2 separate regions of the Mus musculus genome follow, and region 2 is linked to region 1. Evidence: chromatin loops called from intact Hi-C (ENCODE). Cell type or tissue: left cerebral cortex. All regions are shown on one strand. Each heading gives the region's core, and the rest is flanking DNA. Links, peaks and the distances in the headings are about the cores only. Region 1 has its middle 48 kb from the start of Gm24099. Region 2 holds the start of Skint2 (selection and upkeep of intraepithelial T cells 2).

Evidence for each region. Peaks named below come from ENCODE experiments on the same cell type or tissue, not always from the same donor. Only the 100,000 strongest peaks of a DNase experiment are listed, where the experiment ranks them.
Region 2: a loop joins it to region 1, with 17 times the contacts of the local background. A loop is called at or near these places in 2 of 42 quality-filtered maps.

Annotation. Positions count from the first base shown.
Region 1 is chr4:112,541,506-112,544,343 of GRCm38, forward strand. No RefSeq gene overlaps it. Among named protein-coding and RNA genes, the nearest start is that of Gm24099, 48 kb to the right of the region's middle. In left cerebral cortex, for the core only: no CTCF peak of the experiment used is centred there; no DNase peak of the experiment used is centred there.
Region 2 is chr4:112,611,796-112,614,633 of GRCm38, forward strand. Skint2 (selection and upkeep of intraepithelial T cells 2) reads left to right here and starts at 1,945. Exons shown (of 8, transcript NM_001285965.1): 1 at 1,945-1,970. In left cerebral cortex, for the core only: no CTCF peak of the experiment used is centred there; no DNase peak of the experiment used is centred there.

The DNA of each region.
Region 1 (2,838 bases), core at 39-2,538:
GTGAGATTTATTTTAACATTTTTTTCTGTATTTTCTTCAATGTCTTCAATTTTTATTGGACCACTATTGCACTAGCTCTGCTTAAATATATTCTATGACATGTTTTGTAACCATTATTTTCCTGACTTCTATGTTAGTATGTTTGTCATTGGTACACTGTGATGAAACTTTTTGCTGCTAATTTTGTGTCAGATTTGATAATGTGTTTGTCTGCTTTTAGATATTTCTAATGGTATCATTAGTGTCTTTTATGGATAGAATTAGGTAATCTTTGACAACTTTTTCACAATTACTATCCCTTTGAGACATTTATTGTCTTATTGACATAGCTAACACTTCAGGTACTATGTTAAACAGGAATTATGAGAGTGGATATCCTTGTCATGTTTCTGATTTGAAAAGAATGTGTACCATGTTTCATAATTTTCTCTATTCAATGTGATGTTGGCTATGAGCTTATTGTATATTACCTTTCTTATGTTGAAATAATGCTATTTTATCCCTAGGTTTTCTAGGGGTTTATCAAAAAATGATGTTTTGTTTTGTTCAAGGCCTTTCCTATATCTAATGGAATAATCATTTGGTTTCTATTGGTTTAGCCTCTTTATGTAATGGGTTACATTTATTAATCTACACATATTGAAATTTCCCATCATCCATAGAATAAAACAAACCTGTTCAGGGTAGATCACCCTTTCATATGTTCTTAAGTTCAAATTTCAATTATATTATTGAGAATTTGCATCTGTGTTCAATAGGGAATTTGGTTTAAGATTATTCATTTTTACTTGAACATTTGTCTCGTTTGGGAATAAAAGTAATATGGGCTTCACAAAAATATTCAAGTTCTCTTTCCTGTTTTATAAAATAATTTAAGTAGTGTTGGTGGTAGTTCTCTGAAGATTGGGAAAAATTCTATCCTAAGTCCTCAGGATGTGGTGGATTTTTTTATGTTTGTTTGTTTTGTTTTGTTAATTGAGGGGTATTTAGTTATTGTTTATATTTTCTTGATGGTTATGATTCTGTTTGAATTCTTACTTTTTTATTTAAAATTGTTAGATCACATATATCAATAAACTAAGCAATTTATTTATATTTTTCCAGGTGAGAGATTTTTTTTTCTATTTTTTTTGTTTTCTTTTATTAGATATTTTCTTTATTTAGATTTCAAATGCTATCAGCTTTCCTTGTTTTCTCTCCAAAAATCCCCTATCCTCTCCGCCCTCCCCCTGCTCCCCAAACCACGCACTCCCACTTTTTGTCCCTGGCATTACCCTATACTGGGGTAGAGAACCTTCACAAGACCAAGGGCCTCTCCTAGGTGAGAGATTTTTAAGTCAGTGTATACACAAATGTATACCATCTTTGACAGTATATACAAAACTGTGCAAGATAAAGCCAGCAAAAATTCCACAATGGATGAGTTGGGAGATCCAGAATTTCCAATTTTAACTAAATAGCTATTGGCAATCCATGCCTTGTGTTTGGTTGGATGGCTTGGAAATATCAGGTTGTTTATGAATATGGCCCCAAGCCTTCTCATGCTTTGGTAGATACTACTACAACCCTACACACAGCCATCATTAAATAGACAAAGAGAGAGAGAGAGAGAGAGAGAGAGAGAGAGAGAGAGAGAGAGAGAGAGAGAGAGAGAATGTGAAGAGTTAGGAGGGAATATAGATATAGGTGGGTATTTAATTATAGTAGATTATTTAAGTAAGATGATCTTGAATTCAGTTTGCTAATATTATGAATTTTGCTATTTTGTTTGTTAAATATTTTAGCTTATAATTTTCTTTTCTTTATTGAGCCTTTGTCTGGTTTTGGTACCAAGGTAACATTGGATTCATAAAAGGAATTTGAAACTGCGTTTTTGTTTATTAGGTTGTAAAGTACTGTGACAGATAATCATATATTTGTTCTTTTTTGGAGGCCTGCTGAGATTCTGCACTGAATCTGTCTAACTCTTTTTTTTAATAATTGGGAGATTTTTAATTATTGCTTCTATCTTGCTGAGTGTTGTAGGTAGGTCTATTTGTGTTGTCTATCTTGCTTTACTTATTTTGTTGTTATATATCAATAAATCCATCCATTTATTTCAGTTTTTTCAGTTTTGTAGAATAGATACATGGTGCCATTACTGAGTTAGAACTTATGGACAGATAGTCCACATTGGCAAGAAGAGAACCCACTCCTATTATTCTGATAAACGCCAGAGTGCTAAACTGACTCTTGATGATTTATGTCTATTTCCATAAATTAAGGCGTATCTTAGCCCTCATGAAAGAAGCTTCTCTTTGCAGTGGACAATGATTAACACATAGACCCAGATAGTAGCAAATCTACAGAGAATAAGAGACTGAGAAGTACTCAGCCTTAAATGAAACATCTCTATCATTCTGCATCCTTTCATAGCTTAGGGATCATTGAGGGGAAAAGTGGAGAATATAAGAGCCAGAGATGATAACACAAGGAAACAGTATGTTCTGGACATAGGAGGACAGTTGCAATATTTTATCTCATAGTACTCACAACAGCACATGTAAGACCTATGCAAACTCAAGCAAGAACAAATCTAACCTTGGAGAAGAAAATTTGGTGTGAAATTGCCCCCATAGTTGTGGATTCATTGACAACTAATACTTGCTTAAAGTCAGTCTTCTTTAAAAGCACAATCTTTGGTAAGGCAACAATGCTTCAGTTGAAAAATATACTTCCAAAACTGTTTGATAGCTCAATTTGGTTTTAATTGGTGTGTTGGTTAGACTTTGCAAACTTGACATGAACCAAGACATATTAGAGAAAAAGAATTTTAATTGGAAAATGCCTCCAAAAGAT
Region 2 (2,838 bases), core at 224-2,723, 70 kb after region 1:
CTTAAATGAGATATCTATACCATTCTGCCTCCTCTCAAAGCTTAGGAATCATTGAGGGAAAAAGTGGGGAGTGTAGGAGCCAGAGATGATAACACAGGGAAACAGTGTCTTCTGGACATAACAAGACAGTTGCACATTTGATCTCATAGTGCTCACAACAGATTATGTGAGACCTATGCAAGTTCAAGCAAGAACAAATCCCAGCATGGAGAAGGAAATTTGTTATGAAATTGCCCCCATATTTGAGGAGTCATTGACAACAGATAGTTGCTAAGAAAAGGAGAGGCAGTTTTCTTTAAAAGTGCAATCCTTGGTAAGGCAACAATACTCCCATGGAAGAATGTACTTCCAAAACCACTCGATAGCACAGTTTGTTCTTGATTGGTGTGTTGGTTATATTTTGCAAATTTGAAGTGAACCAAGAAATATCAGGGAAAAATAATCTTAATTGGGAAAATGCCTTCATAATATTGATAAATATATATAAACAAGACTATGTGCTACAGTCTCAAGTATTAATGTGAGACACCCAAGAACATTCTGGGTTGTGAAAAGTCCAGAGCATGTAATAAGAAACCATGCTAAACAATCCATAAGTATCAAGCCACAAAGCTGTCTTCACTCCAAGGCTTCTGCTTTAGTTCCTGCCTCTAGGATCCTGCTTCTCAGTTTCCTGTGTTTGTTTCCATTACGATGTAGAGTTACCTGAATTGTAACTGAATTAAACTTTTTCCTTCCTGTGTTGCTTTGGTCGTGGTATTTCATCACAAAAATAAAAATGTTGCAGTTTTTATTGTTTTTGTTTTGTTTTGTTTTTTATGTAAGGGACACAAAGTTGATTGGGTAGTGAAGGGGCATGGGTTGGGGAAGAATTGGCGATAAATTGATAAACTACTTTGTAAAACTATCTCAAGAACTAATAAATATATTTATAAACATTTATATGTGTATATTTATCATCTCATACATACATATAAGTGTACACATAGATATATGAAATACTTGTAGAGATACAATTATACAATCACTGAAGTTAACCTTTACATATATATACACATGCATATGCAAGTATCTGCAGTATTTTATAAACATATGTATGTACTAGTTAATATATGTTTTCATGTTAAACACATACATATATAAGTATGTAATCTATGTTAAACACATATATAAGTTTGTAATCTATGTTACACATTAATATACATCTATACATTACAAGTATGAGTGAATATGTGCATGAAATTAATTATTGTATCATATAGGTTTCCTAAATTTCATAACCTCTCTTATTTCTTCCTAAAGCTTACATCTTGTTCTTTCTCCCCAACTTTACTCCCAGTCAAGCTACTGCAAACTATGATTTTTGAATTTACTACTGTCTTTTGTGCCTTCAAGTTAGAATTGTTCTGTCAGCCTGGGAAACTGCTGTGATCTTTTGCTTACCTGGTCTAACTTGTTGTTTTGTTTTGAAATTACTGTCATTTATTAACTATACAAAGCTTCCTTGAATATATCATTTGAACTTAAGGACATTTACTTGTGTTTCTAAAGTTATCTTTACTATGTACATGTCTAGCATTCAAAATTCATGATACCTTTTTATTTGGAACTCAGTGAATGACAGGTATGGGTCAGATTTCTTTTTACTTCTCCTGTGGAGGAAAGTCTTGCTAGCGATTGAGTAACACTAGATGCAATCACTGAGCTAAACAAAGATTTCATTTATGGGTTGATATAACCAGCCCTGTAGGAAGTTCCCTGGAAGAGAGACCTGTAAGGCTTGCAGAATCATGTGGCCAGACTTTCAGGTTAGGAGTAGGGGTGTTGATAGTTAATTTCTCTCATCTCCCTCTAACTCTGACATGTTTATGGCTTCAGGAGAACTGCTGAAGTGTTATCAAAAATTCATATGACTCGATTGAGTCTTTTATAGGGACAACAGAGAACTGTTGTGGTATCATCTGGCTTAGGTAAGTAATGAGATGTATTAAGCTTTAGAATATGATTATACCTTCATAGATAAGTTTTATTTCTTCTATTTTTTTTCTTCCTTGTACCTCCTGGGAGGAATATTGTATACCTAGAAACAAGTTTCAAGTACTTAGACATAAGTATTTTAAGATTAGTAAATCTTGGGTCTCAGAAGGAGGGAGAGTTAGTCCTTTCTAGAGGGAATTTCCTAAGGTTTCTTTATGGGTGAAATGAAAATTTAATCTTGGGAAATAATGAACTTAGGTTCTAATTTTGGTTTAAACAGGGCTAAAGAAATATATGTATTCTTATAGCTGTTATTTCTCAGACACATAATAGTGAGACTTGTGCCCATCCTATGGTTTTTCTAAACCAATATAATTTCTATGTTGTGTTCTGCTGTGAAAAACAAAACCATAAAGAGAATGTATGAGACGTACCTGCTAAGTCTTTGAAATGTGTCTTTAAAATTTCAATTCCTAAAACAAGATAGCAGAAAAAGACAAATACTTCATGTTCTCAGTCATACATAGAAGTTTAAAAAGTTGATTTCCTAGAAATAGCTGCATAAACAGGCCTGGGATAAGGCAATTATTGGACATATTATTTTAGAAGGGGTAATTTATTTTAGGAATTTCATCCTAGACAATGGACTACAGTCAGCTAATGACTCCTGGGAAAGGAAAATAAGATGTTTATATTATATATTTATAAATTTTAATATGAAATACATATTTTAATATTTATATATTACACATATAAATTTAGGTATTACATACATATATATTATATATATGTACATATATATATATGAGTGTGTGTGTGTGTGCAATAATAATAAAAATTCTGCTGTCATCTTTAGAGTAG